Linked DNA regions of Mus musculus: region 2 is linked to region 1. The links are chromatin loops, found by intact Hi-C in ENCODE. Cell type or tissue: left cerebral cortex. All regions are shown on one strand. Links, peaks and the distances in the headings refer to the core of each region. The heading gives the core; the rest is flanking DNA.

Evidence for each region. Peaks named below come from ENCODE experiments on the same cell type or tissue, not always from the same donor. Only the 100,000 strongest peaks of a DNase experiment are listed, where the experiment ranks them.
Region 2: a loop joins it to region 1, with 5 times the contacts of the local background. A loop is called at or near these places in 2 of 42 quality-filtered maps.

The regions. Positions count from the first base shown.
Region 1 is chr12:15,499,757-15,515,761 of GRCm38, forward strand. No RefSeq gene overlaps it. Among named protein-coding and RNA genes, the nearest start is that of Gm40287, 99 kb to the right of the region's middle. In left cerebral cortex, for the core only: a CTCF peak has its summit at 8,014 (motif pointing left); a DNase peak (open chromatin) is centred at 8,019.
Region 2 is chr12:14,142,459-14,158,463 of GRCm38, forward strand. Lratd1 (LRAT domain containing 1) reads right to left here and starts at 9,580. Exons shown (of 2, transcript NM_029007.2): 1 at 9,364-9,580; 2 at 5,140-8,302. The coding sequence starts at 8,266. The coding sequence ends at 7,388. In left cerebral cortex, for the core only: CTCF peaks have their summits at 7,696 (motif pointing right), 8,533 and 8,739; DNase peaks (open chromatin) are centred at 5,076, 5,841, 6,561, 7,012 and 5 more places; H3K4me3 peaks cover 5,323 bases; H3K27ac peaks cover 3,472 bases.

The DNA.
Region 1 (16,005 bases), core at 4,352-12,351:
TTCCATTGTTTTTCTCTAAACAAATTTAGAATTAATAATCAGTGAGACCATAAAAATCATTGAATTTGTTTCTCCTTAGATTTTGACCATCATTCAAGTTGTTCTGGGAATAGACATATGCCATATTTTAAAAAGTAAAAAATAAATGTATTCCTTAAATTGTTGCAATGAGAATGAATGTATGTTGATGGTTGTATGATATTCATGTATATGGTGTGTGTGGTGTGTGTGTGTTTGTGTGTATGTATGTATGTGTGTATGTACATATGGTGCATCTCTGATAGTATCATGTATTTGGTGTGCACGTGGTATATCTGGTATACATGTATTTGGTGTGTCATGTGTGTTGTATGTGTATATGTGAGCATAGTGCACGCTTGATAGCATCTGTGATTTTTGATGTGTACGTGATGGGTGCTGTGTGTTTGTCCATGCATGTGCCTGAGTAGGATGTGTTTACTCATATGTCCTTCCTACTAGCAAAGAATTTTACAAGTGTTATGTTACAAAACTTACTCTTTGAGAATAATGTTTAAAGCCAGTGGTGGAAAGCCTCATAAGGAGAAATAGTTTACAGTCAAAATTATGACTTCAACCCAGCCTCTATTTTGGCTAAAATAAAGATTACATGCACCTCATAGGGTGTGCATTTGGCAGCTTTTCAATGGGACATTTATGGTGCATAGGACATTAAAAGTTTCTAACAGAAGATTTACTTATTCCCTGGTTTCTCTCAGTGTGCAGTGGGTACCATGTAGGATGGAGATCATTATTAACAAGTAGGCCTGTATCTCTCCCCATGTCTTTAAAACCAATTGTCCACTCATAGCACAATGAAAGTTTTATCTTTCACATAGATAATAAATAATAAATACTTCCTGAGAACTCTGAATTGCCTGTTTACACTCACTGCCCAGAGCACTCCTTCTGTAGATTTTGTACCTGTGTCTTACTTAGATCACGTGTTTCTGGAGGAGTCCATTCAGTTTAATATTTCTAAAATGTAAGCAACAAATAAATTAGCTTGATGTCAACTATTAGAACATATAGTGGGTACTATGGATTAAATTTCATTAGTGCTAAGTTTCAAAGCCTGTGGTCTTAGTAACATCAACTTCCTTTTCCTTTTGTAAAAAGTAAATTGCACACTCTGGAATTCTAGATCATTTCTATAGTTCTAGAGGCAGATCACAGGACACCAATAGTATGTTAAAGACATCACAGTTGGAGAACAGGCAGCCATAAAAGAAGCATGCAATATCGTTGTGATACTGATGCTTAGAGAGACAAAGGGGTCAAAGGCATCTATGCTATTGGCATTTGATAAATATTGCTTGTGTGAAATTACATCCATACACTCAGGACATTGGATCCCGTGAGAGAGGATTTTACCATGAGTCTGTGTGGTACTAAAGATAGAGGCATGCCAAGAGCTTCAGGAGTTCTTAGCTTTTGTACAGAGAGCAAGGTTTCTCTAGGGAAAGTTACTGTTCACCTCATAGTCCCAGTGTTGTCAACAATGAGATGGAAATGATAATATTTGCTTCACAAACTTTCTATGAGGAAAAACAATGAGATAGCACACAGATAGATTACAGTGAGTATTCAAAGGTAGTGGTGATATACCATAGTCTTGTTACAAAGGTGATTCTGCACACATGAAAATGAAACTACCTAAGATCTCCTTTGCAGTTAATCCACATACAATACAAATAATGGCATTTGCAGGATGCAAAAGTGTGATGTGGTATATGTGTACATTGTGTAGTGATCAAATCAGGGTAATTAGCTATTCTCCATTTCCTACAACCTTTTTATGTAGGAACTTTTTACCTATTCTTTCTTAGTTATTTTTCTTTTTTTCTTTTTTCTTTTTTCTTTGATATTTTATTTGCACTTCAAATGTTATCCCCTTTCCTAGTTTCCCCTCCAAAAACCCCCTAATCTGCTCCCCCTGCGTACCAACCCACCCACTCCTGCTTCCTGGCCCTGGAATTCCCCTATACTGAGGCATAGAACCTTCACAGGACCAAGGGCCACTCCTCCCATTGATGACCGACTAGGCCATCCTTTGCTACATATGAATCTAGAGACAAGAGTTCCACCATGTGTTCACTTTAGTTGGTGGTTTAGTCTCAGGGAGCACTGGGGTTACTGGTTAGTTCTTATTATTTGTTCCTCCTATGGGGCTGCAAACCCCTTCAGCTCCTTGGATACTTTCTTTCGCTCTTACATTGGGGACCCTATGCTCAGTCCAATGGATGGCTGTGAGCATCCACTTCTGTATTAGCCAGGCACTGGCAGGACTTCTCAGGAGACAGCCATAGCAGGCTCCTGTCAGCAAGTTCTTGTTGGCATCCACAATAGTGTCTGGTTTTGGTGGTTTTTTGTGGGATGGATCCTCAGGTGGGGCAATCTCTGGATAGTCATTCCTTCCATCTCTACTCTGAACTTTGTCTCTATAAATCCTTCCATGGGTATTTTGTTCCTCCTTCTAAGAAGTATTGAAGTATCCACACTTTGGTCTTCCTTCTTGAGTTTTGTGTGTTTTGCAAATGGTATCTTGGGTATTCTGAGCTTCTGAGCTAATATCCACTTATCAGTGAGTGCATACCATGTGTGTTCTTTTGAGATCGGGTTACCTCATGGGTCTTCATGTGTGCCGACAATTGTTGTACGCATATGGTTTGTTTATAAAATAGTGTATATATTTTACTTTATGTCCCTCCTTTGGGGAATGTTCTCCCTGCCAAGATTAATGACTCCATCATAATCAGACTGTGAAATTCCAGGACGTGAGACTACAGATGGTATTCCTCAGCAATATACTAATGCTTTGACCTTCAGGACAACCTAAAGCTGTGGGAAAGAATACTGAAAACATGAGTTCAAGAATGTAAAAACCAATGTAAGAACTGCTTTTTATAGGATTTCTCACCTATGCAAAAAATAAGGATGCAATGTCACCTGGAAGAACAGAGGCAGCAGCACTAATGGGCCCGATCTGTTTGAGTGATATTAAGAAAGGAGATGAAGAGATTTGGGGAGTCATGATCTCAAGGCAAGATACTACACAGCTAAGAGTATTGTTTGCATTTGCAGTTGAACAAGAATACTTTGGACTTTTTACCTGCAATGAACTAGAATCCAGAAATGGGGGGCATACTTGTGATTCAGATCTGGAGGCTGGGAGACATAGGTTAGGGATAACTGAAGTATGTGCCAAGAAAAAGTCCTGGGTTCTTCCTGATACTTGGTTGCAGCTTGAGTTCAGCTGCATATCAAGTTCTTAGGCTTTTTTTTTTTTTTAGATGGCAGCCAGACCTAAGCTCCTAAGATGGAGTAGGTTTGGCTTCTCACATTCACTGAACAAAATGACAGCTTTTCAACAAACGTACTTATGATACTAGACATCTATCTCCAAAGAATCAAATTAGATCTATAATTTCTCACCCTGTACAAAATTCAATTGAAACTGGATCAGAAACCTTAATTTAAAACTGGAAACAATGAAACTACTAAAGGGAAAACACTTCAAGTCATTGCTATAGGCCAAAAAGTTCAGGGTAGAACCCCGACACAGAGGAAAATACTGTAAGAAGTGACACATGAAATTTACCACAGTCTTTCCATGTAATTTTTCTAAAATCTTACATTCCAATGAAGAGGAGACAGAATCCAAGCCTCAAAGTTATCTACTAATACTCACTAGGGATCCAAGTTCTCTCTGTGCATTGCAGACATGCGCTAGGTAAGCGTGTATTCAATGATTACTGATAAGGGCAAGCAATTGCTATGTCTGCACACTTCACTATGCAGAGGAGCTATCTTTTCCTAACTTGTCCCCCCTCCCCAGTGTGTAGAGGCAGGTAATGCCCTTGGCTTTGTTCTCCCATATTTTCTGAATACATTGAGTGAACTCAGAAAAATCTGGTTTTCACCTTCATGTTCTCCTCTACCCTTTCACTTTGAGAATCCACTGTATGATTTTAGACTTTGCAAGGATCTTTTAGATGGGGATTTATTTTTCCTGCAAAGTTCAGACTCTATCTACTGCTGTCTACAAAGAAAGCTGTCATTTACAGTGCTTGAGCTTTCACTTTAGGCTATTTCTAGTGAAGTGGGAAAGGGAAGGGCAAGAAGGACGACAAAGCCAACTGGAGTTGGAAAGAGAGAGAGAGAGAGAGAGAGAGAGAGAGAGAGAGAGAGAGAGAGAGAGAGGTGAGAGAGATATAACACAAGCAAGAAGAACATGAGGAAGAAAGTGGGATCAGAGGAAGAACAGACACAGGAGGTAAATCAGGACAACAAAGAAAGGAAATTTATACTGTGTGAAAGTGCATAGTCAGTTTAAAAACTCAGTCAGGGTCTTATCTGTGAATAGCAAATGCCTAAGATTTTAGAATACCAAATTTTCTTACATTTTGCAAAATCTAAATCTCCCTCAGTGAAATTTCACCTTCACTGAATAAATAGAAAAACCATAAATCTTGTCGTTAAAAGTTTGATTTGTGATCTGAGGCTTAACAGAACATCTATCATAAAGGACTTCATGCTGTCAGCATTTAAAACCCTCGTATTAAACATGTCATTCCTAATGGCAAGATAAGTCAATTTAAAATTGATTTTGAATTGAGGAAAATTGGGAAGGAATTCACTGGAATCATTATGTTGTCAAGAATTCTTCATATTTTCAGTAATTCCAAGGCTAATTATTTTGTTCCAAGATTACGCCAACTGTATGTCTCTTTTTCCTGTGACTTTTCTCCCTTGACAACCTTAATGTTGTTTCTTTTTTTTTCTTTTATTTATTTTTTTTCCATTTTTTATTAGGTATTTAGCTCATTTACATTTCCAATGCTATACCAAAAGTCCCCCCATACCCACCCACCCCCACTCCCCTACCCGCCCACTCCCCCTTTTTGGCCCTGGCGTTCCCCTGTACTGGGGCATATAAAGTTTGCATGCCCAATGGGCCTCTCTTTCCAGTGATGGCCGACTAGGCCATCTTTTCATACATATGCAGCTAGAGTCAAGAGCTCCGGGGTACTGGTTAGTTCATAATGTTGATCCACCTATAGGGTTGCAGATCCCTTTAGCTCCTTGGGTATTTTCTCTAGCTCCTCCATTGAGAGCCCTGTGATCCATCCATTAGCTGACTGTGAGCATCCACTTCTGTGTTTGCTAGGCCCCGGCATAGTCTAATAAATCACTAGGATACTCAATGTTGTTTCTGAGAGATCAATGGGGGCTGAAAAGGACACTTCATCCTGGCATGGTGGGCATAACAAAAATGTCTACCAAAGTTCATGAAACCTAAATAGTTCTAGGGTTCCCACAATCATCCCAGACTACAATTATCTATGATTTGGCTGCATACAATAAACTAACAGATGGAAACATCACTGTACCCAAATGCATATACACACAATTCAATAATATCTCTTAGCTAGCAACAAAATCTCTTCTTACACTTTTTCTTCCTGTATCCTATTTTCTCAGAACACTAGTTTTCAAAACAATACATTTAAGCAGGATCTTCCAAATGTTCAAGAAAACCAGGAAACCGTGTCTTTGTCTTTGTTTGGAATATAGATTATCCATGTAATCACTTGAGATGTGGTCTTTTATGATGCATAAGGGTCCTGAATACAAAGACACTGGTGTTTGACAGAAAGACACAGCAAAGGCACAGAGAGAAGGCTATCTGAAGAGATATAATTTATAATCATCTTTACTTAAACAATAGAAGGTCAATGATGGTCAGCCACACCAGAAGCTAGGATAGATTCTCCCAACACTCCACAGGGCATAGCTTACTGATGTCATAATTCTGAGTTTCCAGTCCTCTTGACTAGGAGAAAATTAATTTCTGTTTCAAACCAGTTGTAGCATTTTATGACAGCAGTTCCAGGAAACAAATGCATACCGTATACCCTATGTATAGATGTTCCCGTTGATGAGAAGGACATTGAGAACATGATAGAACCAACTCCTGGGAAAGGTAAGATATCATGAAATAAGTTGAGGAACACAGAAGAGTGTGTTTTCTGGATGCCTGTCTGTCAGTATTTCACTGAGTATATATCTTTCCATGCTCCAGCTGTTTCTTAATCCACTTATTTATTATGCCCTAAACATCAAGAGGCAGTGTAGCCATGTAACTTATAGCCACTCCATCACCAATCCTGTGAGGTGCCAAGCACATGGAAACTGTCCATAAATATCTGTGGATGAGGAACAAAGGGAGAAGAGGCCAAACCCCCTACAAATGAAGTTGAATTTCTTCCTGCTTCAAATTCATTCCCCAAGCTCTGATAATGTGAGGGGGAAAAAAAAAAAAGCACTTGCAATGCACGACTCTCTTTACAAATTTACTGAATAGTAACTCAGCCTCTTATTGTAAAATATAATTTACCACTTGTGTTAAGGAGGTCATTAAATTTTATGACATCTATTATGTTCAGTATTAGGGAAAGGAAATAATAATAGAGTCTCAGTGCTATTGGGGACTTTAGAATAATCTTTCCCACATTACTTTTGTATACATTAGAAAAACACAAATCTGAAGAAAAGTGCTAAAACCTGTGTGCCCCAACTCCTAGCTTGGTGGTTTGCATTTTGCATGCTGTATCACATTTTATTTCAGGACATCAGACATGATGTCTAAGAGGCTTTAAATGTCCAAGATATACATGAAGTCTATGTTATCCATAAATTTCTGTAACTTTACATTATAAAATGTTAAGCCTTAATTACATCTGGTTTCCCCAAGTTATCTCTGATGGATCCTAGTCTCTTTATTTAAATGTATTTTATTATTTCTTTGAGAATTTTATACATGCATGCAATGTATTATGATTATACCTGCCCCTTCAATCTTCCTTCCAACTGTCCAAGGTACCTCCCAACACATTCTATGTCTTTTTGTTTTTCATTTTCTTTTGTGTATATATGGGTGTTTTGCCTACATCTATGTATGTGTGCCATGTACATTCAATGCTCTTGGAGGTCAGAAAGTTTCTGATTCTTGAAGACTGGAGTTACAGACTGTTGTGAGCCATCAGGTGGCTGCTTGGAAATGAATTCAGGTCATCTATAAGATCAGTCAATGCTCTTAACCACTGAGACATTATCTCTGGAGTCCTTTCTGTTCTCTTTATGCTTAAAGTGTATTCCATTGTATCTAATTAGTGATACCCAATCTGCCTGTGTTCTTCATGATATTGCTGATCTCACATGGAATAATGATTAGTGTTTTGTGAAATGTAGAACAATTTATTCTACCCAACATTTGGGGTGATCAGAAAATATTTTCTTGGTCTTCAGCCTGTCTAACCACACAGTTCTTTCAGACTGCAGCATAGACCCCTTCCTCTGGAATTCTCTAAGTACAGATCTCTCCAGTGTCTTCATCCCTGTTGGAGAAAACCCAGGTGCTATCCAATTAATTGTCTTGTAAAACTAATCCCAATTTTTTTGTTTTTTTTAATCTAACTTAGGAAAAAAATTAATGTTGGTATATAATTATGGTAGAAACCCATATTTTTAATTTTTAACCATATTGGAAAAACCACCCATAACTTACCAAAGGTTTGTTTTTTTTTTTTTTTTTTTTTTGCATAGACTGTTTGATTTCAATATAAAGATCATCAAACTTGACCCACTGAAAGAAAAAAAAAACAAAAAGAAAATCAATTTTGCCCCAAATTCAGTGACAAATTCAAACCTCATATGCATTAAAATGTCCTCAGACTTTATCAAGGAACAAAGCTGTTTTAAGCAGCCTCCTTTTTAGTACACTCCAATACCTGGCCCATAAATTCCCTCTGTTTACTGATAAACGGCCATAATTTAAGTAACATTGGGATCCATTTTCCAGGCTTTTTATTAGCTTCTCTAAATTGATTAATGTTTCATAAACTCTGCTTGAGGGAGAAAAAAAGATAGCAATTGTGGTTTTGGTGAACGCGGTTTAAAATGTGAATTTCGCTTTACACAATGAGAGCATAGCGCCATCTTTTGGCATGAAATGCACTTCCTTCAGGAGCCTCCTTCAGTAGGAGCCACATCTAAATCACCTCCTCCCTAAGCCTCAGGAAAAGACACCAACTTACTTTATTAGCGGGGATGACAAATGTCGAAAGGGATATCCAATTTAAGCCCAGAATTAAATTCTAAGACCTACAGGAAGTGATTGAGTGGCAGGAAGGGAATATAAATGCAAGTGTTCAAAGTTTTGACCATTCCTAGCTCATGCCACTGGTGACATAAAGTCGGGGCTCAGTGGGCAAAGTGTTTGCTATATAAATATGAAGACCTTCACGAGTTCAGGTCCTTAGGTTCCTTGTAAAACTCAAAAGGATCACCTGTAATCCCGGCATTCCTAAAGTGGAATGGGAGATGGTTACAGAATGTCTAGAGGCTTGCAGTCCAGGTAGCCTAGCAAACAAGAGACTGTGTGCTGACTCTGTCTCTATCTCTGTCTCTCTGTTTCTGTCAACCTCTCTCACACATACATACTTTTTTTCTTTCTTTCTTATTTATTTTTCTTTATTTAAAGAAAATGCCTATAGTGCAGCACTACAATGGAACAGGTCAGGGCTGGATAATATTTAATACCACTCTGAGATACTTGAAATCTTCATCAAATTTCGGAGCTACAGAGTTAATATTGAGGACACTCAATGTATGATTTTAATTTTAACCGCAACCAGATCATTCTTCTTATTTGTATGGATTTTGAGTATTTACACTATGATTAGAATATGTAAAGAAAGGATCTTCAGTGGAGGGAACTGCCACATGAGAGGTACTCAACCATGTATCATCTGCAGGCAAAAACCAGGGAGGAATTGATTTACAAACAGCAGTAACTCCACAAGCAATCCTTTTTATAAGTCAGACATTAACACCTTTTCTACCAGGGCCTAGCATGGCTTGGCATAGAATGCCAGAGCATTCAAAATACAGGATCTCGTAAAGGTAATGGTTTCAAAGAGTCTCACAAACTTCCAGCTTGCAGGTGGTGTAAAGAGAGTGATGCCAAGCTTCCTAACAGGCAGACATCTTGGTACCAGATCAGAGCTGTAGGAGGCTGGCATATAGAAGTGCAATGTGTTGACAGACTCTCTTAAAGTCCTCCATCACTCAAATTTCATCAAAGAAAATATTCTTTCAAGAGGGATCACTGAGAACAAAACTAGATCTTATTTTAAAAACAAGCCTAAGACAGCATATTTCTCATTAATTTTCATATTATATGAAAGGAATTTTCTAGGCACTGTCAAAATTTTTATAGACTAGTCTTTATTTCAAAATTATGTTTATTAACTGTCAGTGAAGGAATGATTTATACTATATTATATGTTCTGATATTTTTATATCTGTACATAGTAGATCCATCTATACTCCCTCCAACTCCTCTCTAGTCCTTGCTCCATCTCAGCATATCTCCCCATCCCAATGTCATATCCTCTGTCTGTCTCTGTGTATATATATGTATATACGTATACATATATAGATATGTATGTACGTATACACATATACACAGTACACACACACACATACCCACTGAGTAAGCGCTTCCCCTATGTACATTTGTATGAGAAGTATGAGAGATGATCCATTGCAGAATGTGCGTTCTACTCACATCTAGCTGGTCCAGTGAAAAGTGCTTCTCTTTCCCCCAATGCTTACCAGCCATCAACTGCCAGTGCTCCTTCAGCAGGTGGAAGGTCCTGGGAGCTCCTTCTCACTCCATGCTGGAACTAAAACAGGTTTGATCACAAGTGCTGTGAGTTCATTTGAGCAAGAGTCATGTCATGCCCAAAGAATAATGTTTCACAATACTCTTTCCTACTCTTTGGCATTTACATTATTCTACCCGCCATGAGCCTCAAGGTTGGGAGTGATATAGATGCCCTCTCTATTGCTGAATACTCTCAGTCACTTATTTCCAGCACTCTGGAGAGTCTCTTCATTGACTACTGACCACTACAATAAGAAGTTTCTCTATCCAAGATAAGAGAACTACATACCCGTAAGTATAAAGATGTTGATTTAGAAGGCAGTTTGATCACATATCCATATAAAAAGACCACATCAATAGATTCTGCCCTAGGGCCAATATTTTCACAGCCTCTGGTCCTGCCACATTTTTAGACCCCAGGAACAAACATCCTCCTATACATGTTAAAATCCCAACTCTTAATTTAGAGTAATTGTAACCAATATTTTTATGTGATTTTATAGAACAATACTAAATGCTGATCTTAAAAATTAGTTGACTACTGCCAATTATTTGCATCATATGGAACTGAAATACTACATGTTTTCCTTTGGAAAGGATAAACATAGGTGGAAATTGTTTCTTCAACTAGGAGAAGGTCATTGATGTTGCAGGAACTATTTTTCTATGTTGTATGAATGGTAGATCCTATGTATATGATATTTACCAAACAAAGTGAAAATAAATATGTGACATGGAAATGCAGACTACTTCCAAACATATTGTGGCTTCTCCGTTTGTAGCATTCTCCTATTTAAATGAATCCAATGGCAGTATGACAAATATTAAAGTCTCCGGATACTAAAATGTTCCTGTGTATTTCATTCTTCTTCTACAAAAAGACAAGTAGAACATTTGAGACAAATAGTACGAGTACACTGAAGCTATGTGCATTGTGATGTATAACATATTTATTATTGCAAATGAGAAGTGTTGTGTATATATATATATATATATATATATATATATATATATATATTTTAATCTACTTGGATCACACTTTCTGCTCAACTTTGTGTAAGAAGTGTTACATCATTGTCTATGTTTGTGTTGTTGTTGTTTGGTTTTGTTTTGTTTTTGTTTTTTGTTTTGTTTTTTCAAGACTGGGTTTCTCTGAATAGCCCTGGCTGTCCTGGAACTCACTTTGTAGACCAGGCTGGCCTCAAACTCAGCAATCCACCTGCCTCTGCCTCCCGAGTGCTGGGATTAAAGTGTGTGCCACCACGCCTGGCTGTCTATGAATTATTTAAAAAAATACTTCAGTAATGATAGTTCTAATTTTATCATCCTGGATGTATCTCTAAGGTATTATGGAGAGTGACAAACTCAATAAAAGACACCACAGGGCTGAGGAGATGGTTCTGTCATCAAAGTGCACACCGTACAGGCGTGGAGACCTGAGTGTCATTGCCAGAACTCTACAAGATTGCTGGTTATGATAAAGAATGTTTATATTCCTAGAACTGATGAGGCAGAGGTGGGAGGACCGTTGGGACTCACTTCATATCTAATTGAGTCTAGTGTGCTATAAGCCCATGGGAAACCCTGTTACAAAGGACGTGGATGACAGTTGCTGAGGTAGATATCTGAGGTTGTCCCCTAAATTCCACATGCACGTATACAAAAAGGTATGTATATGCATGCACACACACATGCATTTTCATGCATGCACACATACACTCATAAAAGAGGAAAGTCATTATAGTATGTCTGCCACACTTATCACCATTAATGTTTAAATGGAACTCTCAATCACAAGTGTTATCCATCTGATGTTTTCTGTACTGAATTATTCTGCCACTGTATTTAATTAACAGTTTCTTGTGATAAAATTGAATGAAAAGTCTGATACCTGGGCCCGAATGGAAGGCTTATGTTCATACTGGCAGTCTATAAAGGACCCCACCCCTACCATATTTACTTTCTACTTCTGCATGAATTGTTTGAAAAATGATTAGATAGCAGGAGCAATGATATCTAAAAAAATGAGTTGTTGTTTATATTTGTGTATATATTTATGTTTATATTTTCTATTTGAAAATTCATGCATGCTCATTATTTGGGAAGTTAGTAACTTAAAGATAAAATTAATGAATCCATAATTCCACTTTATGGGTCAGTAACTATTCTGTGCAATTTCAACCTTGTAACCATCCTTGAGACTGCCTTCCCACACATCGCTTCACCTCCTGGTATTTGAATATAAACCACTTTGGATTCTTTAATCATATTTACAAACAGAGGGATGAGTGTAGACAAGTATGTGTTGAACTTCCTGGGGCACAGGAGTTAGTATTTGTTGATAACATCCTTGGCTTGGATAAGATTTTAAGTACATTGACAGAAATATATCTTTGATAATAAAGTGAAGTAATTAATTCTATTATTTTCTTTTTATAAAAATTAAACAGTTTGCCTTGGTGTTGGAATCAAGCTGTGAATCCATGGATTTCTTTACTTAAGACCTGGGCTTCTTCCATAGAATCAGGGGAAAGAATGTTGTCTGATAGGAGAGGTGGCAGCTATTTTAAAAGTGGAAGAAAAGGAAATAAAGAAGCATTACTGACCGTTGCTTTTAGAAAAACAAGTCGATTTTCAAAACCAGAAGAAATTAGTTGTATTCATACTAAATATGGATACATTGGGTCATAGTGGCCTCTTGTGGTGAAGATGAGAATATCAGAAATAATTATTAAAATTATAAATGTTTAATATGGTATTTCAGGTGTGTGTACAAATTTAGAAATTTTATTTCTTTATGAATACTAGTTTGAAAAATATATCATCTCTTGACATGAATGTTAGATGCTCAGAACTTGTTTTCTTATGAACCACCAAAGTATCATCATGAGGACCGAGTGTCATTTGAACATACGCAGAAATGAGTCTTCCCAGTGATGTCATCCTTGGCAAATGTCTTGTTCTTTACAGAGCTCAATGTGAAAAAAAGAGGAGAAAGAAATATATAAAAGATATAACAACCATACTTCTACTTGGTGATCTATTGCGATTTATAATTAAATATTCACTGTGATAACACTCTTTATAAGGACTCTATGAAATCATGGTAGATTTCACAATTAGTTACACATGAGGACAATAAGGATCAAATGTCTTCATTTTCCATAAGAAACAGAATGAGGCATTCTAAATGGCATCTGTCCTTGCACATGTAGACCCATTTTATGTTCATTATCCCGACTGCAATTTTGTTTGTTTTATAATTTAATTTTATTTTTTACTTTTTCAGTTACATGCCAAAATCCTTCCTCTAACCCCCTTCCCCTTCTCCTCTGAGTGGTTGCCACCCCCACCCCGACCCCGGTATTCCCCTACCCTAGCACTTCAAGTCTCTGCAAGAATAGGCACTACCTCTCCCACTGAGGCCAGATATCACAGCCTAGCTAGGAGAACATATCCCGTGTACAGGCAACAGCTTTTGAGGTAGCCCCTGATCTAGTTGTTTAGGACCCACATAAAGACCAAACTGCACATCTGTTACATATGAGCTTGGAGGTCTCGGTACAGCCTATGTATGTTCTTTGGTTGGTGGTTCAGATTCTGAGAGACCCAAAGGGTCCAGGTTAGTTGACTCTGTTGGTCTTCCTGTGAAGTTCCTATCTTTATCCCCCTTGGGACCTGCATTCTTCCTGTTCTTCCATAAGATTTCTGGAGCGCTATCCACTGTTTGGCTGAGTCAGCTTCTGGGTGGAGCCTTTCCGAGAACAACATGCTCTTGTGTGCAAGCATAACACAACATCATTAATATTGTCAGGGAATGGTGCTTTCCAATGGGATGGGTCTCAAGTTGGGACAGTTATTGGTTGGCCATTCTTTTGGTCTCCATTCTATCCCCTGTGCCTACATTTCTTGTGGACAACATATATTTTGGGTTGAAAGTTTTGTGGGTGGATTGGTGTCTCTATCTCTCCATTGTGGTTCTTGCCTGGGTACAGGTGGTAGCCTCTTCATGTTCCATACCCGCAATGTCATGAATCACAGCTAAGGTCACCCCCATTAATTCTTGGGCTCTTCCATCATCCCAGATCTCTCTCTCTCTGTGTGTCCAGTCCTAGAGATGCTCCCTACATTCTTACCCATATTAATTGCAGATTTCCATTCATTTTCATGCCCATCTGGCCATCTCTCTTGTCTTTCCCTAAACCTGAATCTGAACCCCACTATGTCCCACCCAATTCCCTCTCTACCAGTTCCCTCCCTTCATCTACCTCTTTTTTGTTGTTGTTTTTTGTTTGTCTTTGAGACAGATTTCTCTGTGTAGCCCTGGCTGTCCTGGAACTCACTCTGTAGACCAGGCTGGCCTCAAACTCAGAAATCCGCTTGCCTCTGCCTCCTGAGTGCTGGGATTAAAGGCGTGTGCCACCAACACCCAGCTTCCATCTACCTCTTATGACTGTTTTATTCATCCTTCTAAGTGAGATTCAAGCATCCTTGCTGCGCCTTCTTTCTTGTTTAGCTACTTTGGGTCTGTGGAATATAACATGGTACCTGTATTTTATCACTATTATCAACTTATAAGTCAGTACATACCAAGCATGTCCTTTTGGGACTGGGTTACAACACTCAGGATGATATTCTCAAGTTCTATCCATATGCCTGCAAAATTCATGGTGTTTTTCTTTTTAATTACTGAATAGTATTCTATTTCATAAATGTACCACATTTTTTTTAATCCATTCTTCAGTTAAGGGACATTTAGGTTGTTTCCAGTTCCTGATTATTACGGATAAAGCTGCTATGAACATAGTTGGGCAGGTGTCTTTGTGGGATGTAAGAGCATCCTTTGGGTATATGCCCAGGAGTCATATAGCTGGCTCTTGAGGTAGAACAATTCCCAGTTTTCTGAGAAACCACCAAATTGATTTCCAAATTGGTTGTGTAAGTTCACACTTCCACCAAAAATGATTCCCCTTGTTCCACATCTTTGCAGCATATATTATCTCTTCAGTTTTTTGTCTTAGCCATTCTAATAGGTGTAAGATGAAACTTCAGAGTTGTTTTGGTTTACATTTGCCTGATGACTAAGGATCTTGAACATTTCTTTAAGTGCTTCTCAGCCATTCAAGATTCCTCTATTGAGAATTCTCTGTTTAGCTCTGTAGAACATATTTAATTGGGTTATTTGGGTTGTTGGTGTCTAACTTTTTGAGTTCTTTGTAAATTTTGGATATTAGCTCTCTGTCAGATGTAGGATTGATAACAATTCTTTTCCAGTCTGTAGGCTGCCATTTTGTCTTTTGATAGTGTCCTTACCTTACAGAAGCTTTTCAGATTTATGAGGTCCCATCTATCATTTGTTGATCTTAGAGCCTGAGTCATTGGTGTTCTGTTCAGAAAATTTTCTCCTGTACCAATTTGTTCAAGGGTATTTACCACTTTCTTTTCTATGAGCTTTAGTGTATCTGGCTGTATGTCGAGCTCCTTCGTCCACTTGGATTTCAGTTTTGTGCAGGGTGATAAATATGGTTCTATTTTCATTCTTCTATTTGCAGACATCCAGTAGAAAAGCACGATTCATTGAAGATGATTTTTTTTTACCATTGTATGGTTTTGGCTTTTTTATCAAAAATCAAGTAGCCATAAGTCTGTGTTTTTATTTCTGTGTATTCAGTTAGATTCCATTGACCAACATGTCTATTTCTGTATCAATATCATGCAGTTTTAATCACTATTTCAGCTTGAGGTCAGCTTGAGGTCAGCTTGAGGTCAGGGATGGTAATTCCTCTAAAAGTTCTTTTATTGCTCAGGATTGTTTTGGTTACCGTGTGTGTGTCTGTGTGTGTCTGTGTGTCTCTGTGTGTGTGTGTGTGTGTGTGTGTTTGTTTGTTTTTCCATATGAAGTTGAGAATTGCTCTTTTGAGGTTTTTAAAAAATTGTGTTGGAATTTTGATGGGGATTGCATTGTATCTGTAGATTGCTTTTTGTAAGATGGACATTTTCACTATGGTAAGCCTACCTATCCATGAGCTTGGGAGATCTTTCCATCTTCTGATATCTTCTTCAGTTTCTTTCTTCAGGGATTGATGTTCCTGTAATATAGATCTGCTGCTTGCTTGGTTAGAGTTATACCAAGATATTTTATTTGTGGATATTGTAAAAGGTATTGTTTCCATAATTTCTTTCTCGGTCCATTTATCATTTTTATAGTAGAGAAGGGCTACTGATTTCTTTCAGTTAATTTTGTATCAAGCCAG
Region 2 (16,005 bases), core at 3,999-11,998, 1.4 Mb before region 1:
AAATGCCAAGCAAGCAAGACCTTTTCTCTTCCACAAGTGTTATAAATATAGTGGCTTAGGGGTAAGATCGAAAGAGATTTCCCTTTGCAAAAGGAAAAAGGACTTGTGTTTTGTAGACTTTTCTATTCTGACTAAAATTCTTAGGGCAGTCATGCCTCCTTTTATTAAAGAAACTTCCGTGGAAAATTCCTTGTCTCATGTTTATATCTTGAATGCCAATCCTTTGTTGTCTATAAAATTTGCAGCTAAGGGGAAAGAGCCTGCAATTCCATAGTAGTGAAACTTATAAAGGCCATTCATGAAGAACTTATATCCTACTGTGCTGCAGACAGAAAAAGCTTTTATACTATACATGGCTAGTCTCTTAACATTTGTAATAAATATAGTGCAATAGGAAATGTTCATCACTGTAGCTAGTTTCCTAAATAGAAGTTAGCTTCCTACTGAGTAGTATGTAGAGTGTGTCACATGTAAGTTCATGTTCACTTAATGTGGGAAGCCATCTCTTCGACTGTCAGGATTTTCCATCCATTAAATAAGACTTGATAGTCCAAGGCTTTGCAATGACAAAAGAATGAACACAGTATATAATATTCTTGTCTTCCATAGAACAAACATGTGTGATACAAAAGACTTAACTGACATGCATCACAGAGGAAAGAGTGTATGTGGTGGTCTAAGGAAAGTACAATGGAAATTTCCAGAATAAAATGATCAAAACCACTCTAGTTTTGGGTAGATCTTGGTCCTTGAAAAGTGGATAAATATGGGCTTGTCATTCTAGATTTGAGACAGGAAGACTGAATAAAATAGACAAGATAGGAAGTCATGGGAGCCTGAATTAAAACTACATGTTCTACAAATGTAGGCAGCTTGGGTCTGAAAGTTGTAGGATATGCAACTAGGCATGGACAGATTCACACTATGGAGGACTGTGATTGTCCTACTAAAGTATTTTGTGATGAATCTTGTGAACAATGAAACTGTCTGTGTGTGGAAATATCACCATGGCCACGAGTGTTTAGAAAGATAAATCCTGGGGTCACAAAAGAAATGTGAAACCTCTTGTGCTGTGGGTAGGAAGTAAATGCCCTTAGACTGACAACTCTAAACCCCAGGGTCTATAATAAGGTGATTATTGTCTAATTTCACTAAACATAACTTCTAATATGAATATATCCTATGTAATATATTGGATATTGTATCATTACAATATAATAAAATGCACATATCCTCAAACAACTGTTTGCCATTTATCTTGACTTTTAACCTATCTGAAACACCTATAGTTTTGTGACTTATATCTGACTACACTTCCCTGAACTTCCTTTGCCTCAGAACTCCCAACCCTAGGGCCATGTTACCGATGAACACAAAAGGACAGAACATGTATATTGCTGTTAGTGGCAACATGCAATGAAACTATCTTCAGTGACTATCCCAGATTTGTATACTGTTTAGGGGAATCTGAAAACTAAAGACACTGGGCTTCACAATTAGTGAATAAGCTAGCATGCTTCAGTATTATTGGAAGGAGAAAATCGTTGAATTTATAATAACTAACTTATTTGTTAACACAAATATAAGTATACTTATAATAAAATAACCTCATATTTTCCATTGAAGCCTGAATAGATTACTAATACCTCGATTGATATCACAGACATATTGCCACTAGAAAGAAAATAATAAGCAAATTAATTAATTGATAAGTCAACTATCATCTTACTGTTTTGTTCGAACTCTGAGTTGCTGCTTTGATGGATTTTCAAAGTGTAGCTCAGGATGACTCAAGATTATACTTTTGTGCCAGAGTACCCAGAGGTTTGGTTGGTATGAGCCTGCCTTCCATTGGCTTTTGAAGCATTTATTTTGAACTGGAAACTAAGGTATTGCCTCTATTCATACATAATATTTCATAAGTATCTGCCATTTAGATTAAACCAAGTTCAGAACTTATGTTCACATACAAAAATAATTGGATTATAAAAGCCAGCAAGCATAGCAATTATTCTACTATGTACAAAAATGAGTAATGTTTATTTGAAAAGAAAAAATACACCCTGACCAAACAGCACCAAATCTAATTATCCCAGCAAGGTAAGCTTGTATTCTCATCTTTGTCTACAAATGAAGAACATTTTTGTGTCTTATGATTGTAGCAAGAGCTATAAAAATAATAATAATAATAATAACCTTCCTCTGAAGGAATAATCTTGTCATTTCCTGCTAGGAAAATCTCTTCTTGAGGTGAGAGAGAGATGGATGTGAGGGAGGACAGACTCAGAAATACTAGTGTGCTTTCACCCTTCTGACCAAAAGGCAAGAGAACAGCTTTTACTTTTCGTGGAACCCTTGAGACCTAATCCTAATTAGGAGGTGGCCCAGAAGCTTTCCAAGCCATCTCTGTGGATTTCAGCTATGGAAGCTCATGTCTCCTTCCCACTGAATGCCAGCATTCTCTGAGTTTCTAAGTGATCAATAATTACTGAAACCCACACGATTGAGATACCTTTTGTACCCCATATGTGCCCCCATACCCTCAGTCATTAACAGAAACTGGTGAAAGCCTGCAGCTGGGGGCTGCTCTAATGGATGCTCAGCCACTTAAAGCATGGGCAGAGAACACCATTCTCCATCCCAGCATATCCAAACTCTTGGCATTCTTATATTGGTGTAAGACAGGTACCACATCCTCAAAAGGAAACTTTGAGTTACGAAGCCAGAGAACTTCATAAATTATCCAAGTGTTGCACATTAGAATCCGTTTTTCTCTGCCGTCTTCAGTTAGAATGAAGAACAGTTATCTCCTGCTGAAGAGCTTACTAGCTCAGAAAATTCTATAACCTCTGCAGTTTCTCGCCACCCTTACTTGTTTCATCCCCTCCTGATCTTTTCAGATTTTCTTTGAATCTTGATTTTGCTTTTGATTATTTTTGGCTTATTTGTTTTTCACTTTCAAAAAGTGAAACTAAGTTGGAGGTAGTGGTGCATGCCCGTAATTCCAGCATTCAGGTGGGGTAGGTTAGAGGACCATTTTGAGGTTGAAACCAACAGCCTAGTCTATACTGAAAATTGCAGGCAAGCCTGTTTCAAAAAAATAAGCCAGCCAAAAGTTAAAAAAAAAAAAAAAGGGAAAAGAAGGAAGGAAGGAAGGGAGAGAGAGAGAGAGAGAGAGAGAGAGAGAGAGAGAGAGAGAGAATAAAAGGGGACACAACACGGGCGGTGGGGTATGCAATAAAAGCTAACTGCGTCAGCCACACATATTTTGTTTGTTTGTGTTTGGTTTTAGCCACAGCATGCTGTGCTCAACTGCCCATGAACTATGTTAACTGTTAACCCGTGGACATTCTGCCTCCTGTTTTTTTTTTTTTTTTTTTTTTTTTTTTCTAAAACCTTAAGTCACTTTCCATCTGCTCTTTAAAAAACTGTGTGTGTGTGTGTGTGTGTGTGTGTGTGTGTGTGTGTGTGTGTGAATAAAATGTCTAGCTAATGGCAGAAACTTATATATGGAAATGTACCTTATTATAGACAGGTACATACCAGTATTCTTCTAACAGCTAAAACTGCTGAAAATGAACTGAGGGTTTTAGGTGAAATTTTAGCTAACTGAAACTCTATTTCAAAGCACCTGGAAACCTGTGGGTTTTCATCCGTAGCCTTCTGTTCAAGCGGCAAATGGTCTCTCCAAAAAAACACAAGCCAATATCTTCCTTTAATGTAAGGGAAGCCATGAAGGGTCCATAGCTCCACCATGTATAGCACCAACAGTGATAAAAAGCAGCAACAGGGAGCTTTGAGGACATGCATGTACATAAGAGAAAATTAGGGGCCTTTTATTATTATTATTGTATAATTTGTTATTAATTTTGCTTTAGTTTGACTTTACCTTGTATATTAGGTGACTTGGTCTTTTAGTTCTTAGAGATGCTGGAAGTAAAACAGATGCAATCACTAGAGGATACTGGAAGATCAGGAGGATGACTAAATTGAACACTCAGGAAATTAATTATTTTGCAAATATCAATAAAATACTTTTCTGACAAATGTCAACTTTTAAACAAAAGTGTTCGTCAAAGACACATGATACTGAATGGGGAAAACATGAATAAAAAGTCATGAGCTTCAAACTTACTTCTGTGTCTGGTAAACTGTTATATTTTCTAAATGCAGATTAGTGTGTGTAATTCTTTTACATTTGAAAATGCTGACATAAAGTTCACTTAAATTGTTAAATACCGAAGAAATTTTATACCTATCAATTCAGCTCACTTATACAGTTGATTTTGCTTGTTTGCATTGCTTTAGTGCAGCACATACAACTTCTATAGGCTTTCTTTTTCAAAGGAAAGAACACACTTGGAAAGGACTGGCATTGGAGGGCTTTATTTTTCACGTGTCTGCCCAGCTCACCTTTCCTATGTCTTACTCATTTTGTTTGTTTGCTTGCTTAATGAAGTAAGTTAAGTTCATTTGCATTTTAAATTTCTCTCTCTCTCTCTCTCTCTCTGTAGTAGTTTGCTTTTCAAATACGACTCTTAGCAGGGGAGAAAAGGTGAGGTGGCCTTTACCCTGGTAAGGGCTGAACAGAGTTCAGCTTCACACTCTTCACATCATGGGAATTACTACAGAGCTCCCAAGGACAGGAAAAAAAAAAAAAAAAAAAAAAAAAAAAAAAAAAAAAAAACCCTGAACGCTACTTTATTGTCCTTTTGCAAATGTTACAAGATTCATGGCTTAATTCCTGTAACCAATAAGGATCTAGAGAAATGGGACTGGCCCACAATAAAACTCAAGTGACCCATACAAAGGGATATCAAACCTTAGAGCCCCCTTTCAAATCCCCCCCCTTTTTATCGATGTTTTATTATTGTGAATTTGTAAAAGTATCATCGTCCACCAAGACCTCAGTAGATCACTCTAAGAACAAATGCTATTTATAAATCCCAATCTGGTTTTCATTGCCATCAGGTTTCAGCAAGTATAAAGCTTATGAAGCACTCCCCTGTTAGCATGGCCCTTTTCGAAAGCATACACATCCCATCAAAGAAATCATTCAGCTTTGGGTGCGATAGAGACTGATGAGTTCTTTTGCCCACTCATTGACACAGTGTCAAGAAGGAGTCCTGTTGGAACCAGTGCTTAGGATGGTATTTAATTCAGCAGGGAGCCAAGATACAGTAGTAGGACACAGGAAAGGATATGGTGTGTGTAGACACAAGAAAGAATTCGGTTTATGGTCATCAATCTGTCATTTGCCAAAAGACTAAGTTAGAGAAATAAATGACTTTCAGTTCTCCATACATGCAAAGGTTAAGTTTACAAAAGTTTTGCTGTTGTATGTGCTGAAAGAAAAAACATAAGCAGTTTTAAAAAATAAATCACTCGATTGGCTTCAGAAAAATACTTTAGTTCATATTTCATTGATTTGACCTTTTGACTCAAGATCAGAGAATGAATCCAGCATGAGAACAAAATGAAACAAAATAAAACAACAAAAATCCCCAGAAAACAGAAACAAACCATTTACCATGGAAATGGCATTTCCCTGCCTGCTAACTTCTACTAGTTTTTATTGCATTAGTTTTGAAATGCCAAGAAAGTGGCTTTGGACATAGTGTTTGCTGTTCAATGAAACCATAGTATCCAATTGCTTGCAACCATGAGCTAAACATCATTATTTGACAAACTCCCTCATGAGAGACTGTGCACCTTCCAAGGTGTGTGTAACACAAAGAATCAAGTAACGATCAGTTAGGCTGGGGTTGTACCCCTTGGAGAAAAATCCACAAACTCTTGCCCAAAGAAAGGAGCGTCACATAACCTTCATGTTTAGAAAGACACACATTCTGTCCTGCTTCTAAGAGCGCTTCCCTGTTCTCAGAAATAAACATCAGGACAAGCTACAAAAGCGGGCCCCAAAGCCCATGAACTCTAAATTCCTTTCAAGGGGGATCAAGAGGTGAGGAGAGGGGGGAATGCAAAGATGAGATGATGATGGTAAACAGAATGAAGAAAAGAACCCTCATGGAACTTGCTAGCAATTTTCACCAAAGCAGCAGACCCTTGAACTGAAAAAATTCAGTACAATATACACACTAATAAACAGCTCCACCATTGCAGGCCTACTTTGTAAAGCCAGGAAAAAAAAAAAAAAAAGGAATAATTATAATATCCCCAAACAGAATTCTCATAAGAGTTGAGAAAAACCAGAGTGAAAGCAATGTCAGCTAAGGTCTTAGCTAAATTCCACTCCTAATGGCCCCCAGTATTTAAGCTATCATGGATTAAAGCCATGAAAATAAAAATTTCAATTTGAAATTTCATTAGCATGTTACTAAAAATGATCAAGAGAAGCATCGACACTGTAGGCTTTGTTGATATCGTTGGAAAACTGCTGTTTCATTTTACAAACAATCTCCACCTGCCTCCTGCCTCCTGCCTTCTAGTTAGGAAAAGCCAAACTAAAGACACTGGCTAGGCTGTCCTAATGCTGGTTTCTGGAATGTTGTAGATCTTCCCTGCCTCCCTCTCCTTCAGTCCCGCTGAATACAGGACTCTGAGTGAGAAGGGAAGCAATCAAGGGCTTCCGAGCAAAAAGCCTCCTCCTTCCTAAGTTCAAGTGCCCACAGGCCAGGTGAATTAGCTCCTTTTCCGGAGCCAGCAGGCCCTCCTCTCCCAAAAAGGTGCTTCAACCATTTTCCTCCCGGGACCCAGAAGGCTTTCCTTCTGGCAAGTGTCGGTCAAGCCGGGAATGGCATCGGCTTCCAGTTGCTCAAACTGAGAAGTCAATCCTATCTAGCTCAGCCTGGAATGCTTTGTCAGGAGACTCTGGGCTGGAGAGCTGCAAGACAGTTCCAGGCAGCCTCAGGGTAACCTGGAGTCCCTGAAGTGCTCCAAAGTACAGAGACAGGCTCGGTTTCATGGGAATTCTGATATCCGGGGGCACATCCACTCTCCATTCGGGAGTTGAATTGTGTCCTGAAAAGACCAACTCTCACCTCCGACTGGTTTGTGTGTGCACATCTGGGGGTGGTGGGTGACGGTTCCCTGTGACTAAGGATATTTGCCCTGTCTGCAGAAGAGTCACTGACCCTTGGCTCCCTGGAAAGGTAGTGTCCTTGCTCCCCTTTTGCCCACTCCCTCTTTCCCTTCACAACCCAGGGCAGAGGCGCAGGCTGGATTACCCTGGCATGATCACCAACACCAGGGTTGTCTTAGGAGCGCGCAGCTGCTCCCGCCCAGTGCGGTGGGTGGTGGTGAGTTCCCGAAGCTTCCAGCCGCTGGCCCTGGGCGGGCGCGTTAGGGGAACATGGGGTGCAGAACTGCGGGGACCGAAAGGGAACTCCGGGCGTGGGAACTGGCACGCCGAGCTGCCCCTCTGAGGCTACTCCTTGTCGTCCACAAAGTCCTCAAGCTCCTGCAGCACTCGCAGGCGGCCACTGGCGTCTATGCGACGCTTCTCGCGGATGAGGTCCTCCAGGCTGTGGAACCGGGCCGTGTGGACTTTGTTCTCCTCCAGATGCACTTTGAGATAATACTGCTGTTGCGGCGGCTGCGTTCCTGCGGGGACCTCCCCGCCAGCCTTGAACTCGCGCTTTCCAAAGCGGCACCAGGCAGCGAAGCTCTCGGAGTTCGTCCAGCAGATCTCCTCGCTCTTGAGGCCCAGGTGGCCACAGGCGTTCTGCACCACTAGCTCGGCCACCAGCGGGCGGTAGCGGTACCAGCTATTCACCACCCGGCCCACGTTGGCCGCGCCCGCCTGGTACAGGCTGTCCTGGCGGATCTCGCCTTGGTGCAGGTGGATGATCTGCCCGCCGCCCACGTAGACGGCCCAGTGAGGGGCTGGCGCGGGCTGCTCGGTCGCCGGCTGTAGCCACAAGAGCTCTAGCAGGTCGCCTGGCTCGCAGATCGCCGGCAGCGCAGTGACCGCGTAGACACTCAAGTCGGCGCCCTGAGGGCCGCCGGTCACTTTGGAAAAGATGCATTCCTGGCCCCGGAAGGCGGAGAACTGAGTCTCGTTGAGGACGAGCTGGTGCAGCAGGTGGTGGTGGTGGCGGCTGGGGCTCTCTGGGCAAGGGCTGCAACCTGGGGGGCCCTTCACACCAAACTTGTCCGGCTGCCCGCGTTCGTCCAGGTCCTCCTCCTCATCCGAGAAGAAGTAGGCAACCCCGACTCGCAGCTCGTCCTTCTCAATCCCAGATGGGTCCCCAGTGGGCAACTCGCTGTAGTTGAGGTGGGTGATGCGGTCCAGTTGGTTGCCCATCAATGACGCGGCGAGGCCAGGGCCAGCAACTGAGATCTGCCGAGGGAGAGAGGATAGACACCATCAGAGTCCGGGTTGACCCTCCTGGTGTCCCTTCCCCAAGGCGTTCAGTTCCCCAGGGGCCTGCAGCTTGCCTGACCACCGGCACTGAGTCGCCTGCGACAGCCAACTTTGCAGATCCGACCTGGGGTTAAAAGGGGGGGAAAAAAAAAGAAAGAAAGAAAAGAAAAAAGGGGGGGCACAGAAAAAGGCACCAGTCTCAGGGCCAGAATAGACAGCATACCAGCTCAGCCAGCCTCTGACTCTGCCCAGGAACCCTGCCCGGTAACTTCCACAGTAGAAACCACAGGCGGGCTAGAGAGCATGTAAGGTTCAAGTGGGCGAAGAGAGCGCAGGTTGTGGCAGATTGGTGATATACCCAGAAGGAAGGGAGGGTGTCAAGAGAAGCCCCAAGGCCCGAAATACAGCAAGCTGAGCTCACATTGTGGTCGCCATCCTTTGTAGCCCACCTACTCGTTTTGGACTGGGTCACACCCGATCCCCGACAGCTTCTTTCACAAGGGCAAGACTCGTTTGCAGGCATTCACTTGCCATCAGCATTTTGCACACTTGGAGTCCAGGCACTGACAGCCTGGTACATACACCCACAATGCTAATGTCATACACCCACAATGAAACATCTTGGAGACCACACATTGGCACCATCTACCCCCAATTCCTACACAATTCCGGACGAACGCCTGCACACTTGTCAATGCGCGTACTCTCAAGCACTGGGACACACCTGCCCACGCAGGCAGGTGCACTCTGCCCTCTCCTTGCTTGCCTTTTTCATAGAGCCAATCGGACTGCGCCAGGGCGAGGCTGCTCTGTCTAAAATAACCTAACAAAGAGACAGGGGAGGCAAGGCGAAACCCATGGTGAGTATTAGTGGTGTGTGTGTGTGTGTGTGTGTGTGTGTGTGTGTGTGTGTGTGTGTGTGTGTGAAGACGTCTACTTTCAACCCGAAGAGCCCCTCTCTTCAACCCAGCACACAATTCACACAATCGGACGAAGAAAAACCATTTTTTAAGGCAAAGAAAGCGGCTTTTCCGTACCCGTGATTTCCCTGCGCCCGAAACCCCAAACTCCTTTTAAAGTCTCCAGGTCCCCATGGGTGCTGTGGAGGCGGCAGTGGCGAGTGGGTCCTGGAGTCGCGTGGGACTGCGGTTCCGATCTATCCGGAGACGAGCAGTGAGGTGAGGTACCCAGAGCGGTGCGGATGCGCTCCGTGTCTACGCTGGCTTGGGCGTCTGCTCCACCTGGCAAGTCCTGGCTCCACTCCGCTTTCCTACAGCCGCGCGGACGACTCTTAAATCCCTTGAACAGCCGTTTTCCAGGCCCGCCCCGGAACGCGCCCATTGGCTAGGACTCGTCCCCGAGCCCTGCCAATCTCGGCTGGGGGTGGAATCAGGGGCGGGTTTCCTTTGTGCTCCGCCCTGCCCAGCCCCCAGCATTCCCCAGCCTCAACGCATTGGGAGCGTAGGTGTGAGCACCCGTGGGGAGCATAAGAGGGGCGTGGCTAGTACACCCAGCTGCTCCTTTGCAACCGAGTCCCTAGTAACTGAGAACACAGTCCGCCCGCGTTCGTGTTCTGTATTATAAGAGGACAGATTCCAGAAGGAAAACTGAGTTTGGGGGTGGAAAAAAAAAAAAAAAAAAAAGAAGAAGAAGAAAGAAAGAAAAAAAAAAAAAAAGAACGCTCTGCGTGGCCAAGGCATTGTGAGTGGCTAGGAACCAGGAACCGCGTATTTGAGGTTGCTTTGATGGGACTTCGGAGTCTTGCTTGGCTCCCGGCTGTCGCACAGTTGCTTCTGTTCCTGTCAGTCACAGCCGCCTTAGAAATTGCATGATGGTGCTCAGCGCCTGTCCTTTGAGCCAAGTGAAAGTGCTGACCCAGCGCCATTGCCGGCGCCTGGTTTTAAAAGGAGAACCATGTAGGTGTCAAAGGCTTCCAGAAAGTCTGAGCTTTGGCTGGCACCTTCTCTGAATGTTCCTTTGTCTTCAACCTCCCGTTTCCCGTGAGAGGGCTGAATCTCAAATGCTAGCTGATATTAGTGCACAGAAGTGTTTCCCAATTCCAAAACTGTCCTAATTAAGGGAATCATGTTTGGTTTTGTGTGTGTGATAAAGTGTCCATTAGTCCTTAAGGATGGGAACTCAGTGAATGAACGCACTAGGGACACTGGATGATACAAAGTGACTTTCTTCCGTAAAAGGAAATTCTAGACAGTTTCTAAACTTTTCTGCCTTAAACTTTGGAAGAGTTCTTAGAGTTTCTGGGTCAGGTTTTAATGTCACTTTTACACTGAAGGGCTTCTGAGATGATTGTCTGTCTGTCTGTGTGTCTGTCTGTCTGTCTGTCTGTCTCTCTCTCTTCGCCCCCCTCCCCCATGTTCCTTCCCCTTTCCCTCTTCCTTTCACCCTCCTCCTCTCTCTCATCCTTCCCCATAGCCCCTTCCTTTCCCTTCTGGGAGCTGTTGACCATAATTCAAACTCAGACCACTTCATTTCATTACAAACCTGAAGCACACGTGTGCCTTAGGCTTGCAGACTATGCCGCTGAGTTCTGGGCCCCCTGGCAATGACTGACAGAGAATGAGCTTCAGTAGTAACCAAAAGGAAAATTGACCACAGTGGCCACCATCCCTGTGTTTAGAGGTTCAAGTAGGCAATTTAACCCCCAGACCTTTATAGGGTAGTCACTAAAATCTGCTTTGTAGCAAATAAGGAAATATCCTGGGGTCAGTCAGCAACAACAACCTCCTCAAAGTTCATAGAAAGTTTACTTTTTATATAAATTACAGTGTTTGCTGATAGACTAAATCTTGTTTTCACAGTGTGAAAAACAGCAACAACAAAAGCAAGTGTTTCAAGTACTTTAGTTATTGGGCCTAAGTTCATAGAATGTGTCAACCTTTCTGTGCTGAGCTGTCTGCCTGATTCTTTACAAGGTACATAGCCTCCACCTTCTCTTCAGGTTTGTATTATTTTCACGAATGTTGTCTGCCTTCATAGCATGCAAGGGCAGTGATTTATCAAAGTAGAGACTTGATAAGTATTGCTGAAAAAAGACTGGTTTTAAATCAGTCATCTGTATAGTATTTACTTAAATTAATTTAGAAAATTGGCCAGTGTCCAATTAGTGGTTTGAATGGGAATGGTATGCTTGGTCATTATTGATGAACTCTGAGAAGGATTAGGAAGTGTGGCCAGGATGGAAGAGCTATGTCTCTGTGGGTGGGCTTTGAAAAAAACAGGCCACCCCCAGTTCTCTCTGTGTCTCTATCTCTCTGTCTCTGTCTATCTCTCTCTTTCTATGTGTCTCTCTGTGTCTTTCTATCTGGCTCTGCCCCCCCCCCCCCTTTGTGCCTGTAGATAAGGATGTACGCTTCCAGCTACTGCCCCAGCACCATGCTGCCTTCCTGTTGCCATGCTCCCACCATAATGGTCAAAGACTCACCCTCTGGAACTGTAAGCCCCCAAATAAATACTTTTATTTTATAAGTTGCCTTGGTCATGGTGTCTATTCACAGGAATAGAAGAGTAACCAGGGCAGTCCACATGGAAGTTGTTAGAAAATAAGTTGTCCTCCTTGAAAGCACTAACTACAGGTTTTAAGGCAACTTTAATATTTGATACACATAACAAACAGCTCATTTTTTTTTCTGTCTAGGAAGTCAAGAGAGTTAGTTGAACAAGTAATTTATGAAATCAAGAAGGGTTATCGTTCTTAGTATCAACTGGTCTCTGAGATGCTGGGAAGATATCTAAGGTGGTATGTGAGAAGAATACATTAAAGGTAGCTCAGGCCTTGATTTTGAATAGCTGTATTTTTAGGGCTCTATTCCCAAGGTCAGAGTGGCACACCAGTGTAGCCTGCAGGCTGTTCAGAATACCTGTTGTGTCTCCTACTACCCCAGAGTGCAGAGTGGGCAGGCTGCTTTTTGTTTCCTAGTATCCTAATGTTCCTGAGAATATTCCAAGTGAAACTTTGTTACTGCATGGATCTTAAATCTAGTGTGCAGATTTTGATTCTCTCTTTCATCCCCTCTCCCCTGTGGGGTTAACAAGCTGATTATTTTATTCACAACATGGGAGTAAGTATTCAGTGTAGTGAGGGAGCTCTGAATTATCATGAAACAGAGGAAAGAAGGAATCCAAGAATAGATTGAGGTCTATGCATCTACTTTATGTCAACTTTGGCAATTACAAAGAGAATCTAGTATTTGGAAATGACCACGTTCACCACAAGATATCTTTTGCAAATTGTCTCGTGTTAATTTTCTAAGCGCATGGCCCCTGCTTCTATCTAGAAGAATTGCAGAGTCATCAAAACTGGTAGAAGATAGTTGTTAAAAACTCAACTGGAAGCCAACTAAGTTTGAACTATGCTTCAAGATTGGGAAGTTCACTGTGGCTGTCAGTTTCTCATCTGTAAATGGATAGATAATAATACTGTTTGCCTCCTGGGCAAACATTTGTGTATATGAGCATGGCACCTGGCATGACTCGCTATTATTATTGGTAGAAGCAGGGAGAGAATCCTCCACTTCAGCTATGGTAATAGCTATAGCCCGGGTGTTCAAGGCTGTCCCTACCCAGGGTATGGAATTGCTTCTAAAGTCTTGGGGAACCCTGTGAACATCCTGAGAGTAGGTCCACACCTAAAACTCTGTGGGTTTGTATATGTGAACTCTAGACTAAACACACCTGGTTACCCAGCTTTGGAATCATTTCAATGAACAATTCCAAGTGTGAGTAATAGGAATGTGGAAATCTTAGAGAGACTTAAGAGTCATATCTCTAAATGTCACTCTTCCTTTTAGTGTCATCTTCCTTCTTTCCCTCTTTGTTCCTCCTCCATCAGCAGAGGAGAGCCTTTCCTTTATATTTTCCTGACATGGCCCTTGGGTCCTTGGGTCCTTGACTTTCTGGATTAGGTTGTCATCTTTCAGCTGACCCTGGAAGAAAGGACTCAGGAGTGTATGTTTTCCCTGAGCACTGATTTCTATCATTGTTTGCTAAGCAATGCTTTTGTTTTTAATTATCTGCCCTACTTTTAGCATGTATCACTTAGTGAAATAAACTGCCCTGTTTCCTGTCCTTGGCTTCCTTAGGCAGTTGGCACACTTACCCTGATTTGTATTAATGAATACACTGTAGCCACTTGGGAAGTGAGCCTGTACTATAGCTTCAAGGAGTCCATTGCCCTTTCTTTAGGGAACCCTACCAAACACCTAGACCTACAACGCAGTGTGTGGAAGTGAGAGGAAGCTATTTACTCTCAGACTGATCTTCTGAAAGGTTAACATGAACTTTTCTTTTCTGCTTGGGCAAGTGTAGAGGATCCATGGTAGAAATACTAAGATCTCTTAAACAGAAGCATCATTAGATGGGAAGAGACCAGGGTTCCTGAATAGCTGTGTAAACCAGATAATGTCCCTACACAAACTAATGTATTATTTGGCATTGGTAGGAAGACATGAACTGTATTCAGTGAAGACTCTATAATATTTGTGATTATCTGTAATGACAGTTACTCTATAGCAATTGCTCATCTTAAAATAAGTTATTTGTATGCTTTTTCTTCTATTATTGTCTTCTTGTATTCAGGATTGACTTACCTGGAGTACATGTAGCATTTCAGCAAGTCCATGTCACCGCAATACTTTCAAGGGTGGTGGGGGTGGTAATGATGGAGCTCAACCTCAGATCAGGTCTATGACAATGGTCTATGACAGATCCCCAGAATTTAAGGAATCCAAAATGGCTGTGTCGTCCTCATTAACTCTCATCACAGGTCTCCCCTGTGCGCTCTCTAAATTCCTGTAGTATCTTTGTGACTAACTTATTTACTCTCACTAAGTATCCTGTTTGCCATCTTAATTTTCTAGACTATGTGAATGATAGGATAACCTTAGAGTGAAATACAATAAGAACCCAGCTTTCTGCACCTGTTCTCATGTATCGGTACTCAAATGTTCTACTTTTTCTTAATTGGCCTCCTAGGATTTGAGTTTTTCTTTCACCACTTATTGTTATTTTTGTTTCTTTCTTTACATTTTCAGTTCTCATCAACAAATGAGTGCTTGTATTAACCTGTCTTTAGTGACATCTAATCATTGAGTCCCTAAAGACTCCTGAGTACTCCCAGGAAGAGCTAAGGGTTAATGGAGTCTTTCACAACGGTTGCAGATCAGATATCTTACATATCAGATATTTACATTATGATTCATAACAGAGGCAAGATTACAGTTTGAAGTAGGAAAGAAATTAATGGTTGGTACTCACCACAACATGAAAAACTGTATTAAAAGCTTAGAGTATTAGGAAGGTTGAGAACCACTGCTCTACAGAAAAAGAACTGGTAGTGGAACAATGGTTATCTACCAACAGAAAGTATAAGAATCCAGCAATTGTTTATTCCCTAGGCTGTATGTCTCAGCTGGTCTCTTCCGGGATCCTGAAAATGTAGGCTTTAATGCTAGCGAAGGAATGGACTTGCTAAGAAGAGGGAGAACAAGCAGGAGAGGAGAAAAAGCTTCTTTCTTCTATGTCCTTTACATCAGCTGCCGGCAGAAGGTATGGCCCACAGTAAAGGCAGATCTTCCTTCTTCGAAAGATCTGGATTAAAGGTGGGTCTTCCTATTTCAAATAGTTTAGTTAAGAAAAAATTCCCACAGGTATACTAAGCCACTTGGTTGTTCCAGTTATAGTCAAATCAGTAACCAATAATAGCCATTACACATGCACGCACGCGCACACACACACCACCATCACCACCACCAAATGCAGATTCTCAGGCTCTTTGCCAATCCACTGAAACTTAGTCTCAGAACTGGCTCTAGGAAGATGCATTTTAAACAGCACCACAGGCATGCTGAATAGTGTTTTATAATTACCAGCAAAGTACAAGTCACGTATAAGAAATCAGTCTTTCACTCTCTAGTTCAGTGACAACCCTTCCAGGAGGTAGCCCCTTAAAAGAAAAACCTGGCATTATGATCTCCAGTATCTCAGGTCCACTCCAGCAGAAGTGAGAGGCATTTTAGACTCATTTACACTAAGCTGATTTAAAAAGATAACAGTTTGCAATCTAAATCAGCATGGCAAGTCTGGGCTTTGTTCTTTTCTTTTACAAGCCTATTCTGCACTGTTTCTTCCTGTTGACTGGCTGCAGTCTCAGTGTGTTGCCCGGGTGCCGGCTCTTTAGAGGACCCATATTTGTAATGATCATTCTTTTTTCTTTTCTCTTCTTTTCTCTTCTCTTCTCTCCTCTCCTCTCTCCTCTTCTCTTTTTCTTTCTTTTCTCTCTCTCTTCCTTCCTTCCTTCCTTCCTACCTTCCTTCCTTCCTTCCTTCCTTCCTTCCTTCCTTCCTTTCTTTCTTTCTTTTTGAGACAAGGTTTTTCTGTATAGCCCTGGCTGTCCTGGAACTCATTCTGTAGAGCAGGCTGGCCTCGAACTCAGAAATCCGCCTGCCTCTGCCTCCTGAGTGCTGGGATTAAAGGCATGCGCCACCACACCTGGCTGTACTGATCATTCTTTAACTCCCCTCACTGAGTGTTATCTGGGAGTCAGGCAGAAGGTTAGAACATATCAGTGCAAAAGAATTAAATTGGTAATTCTTAGCAGGCAGGGTATCCCCCTGCTTCTCTCTTTCCTTCCCCCTTTCCCTACCTCTCCTTCTCTTCCTTTC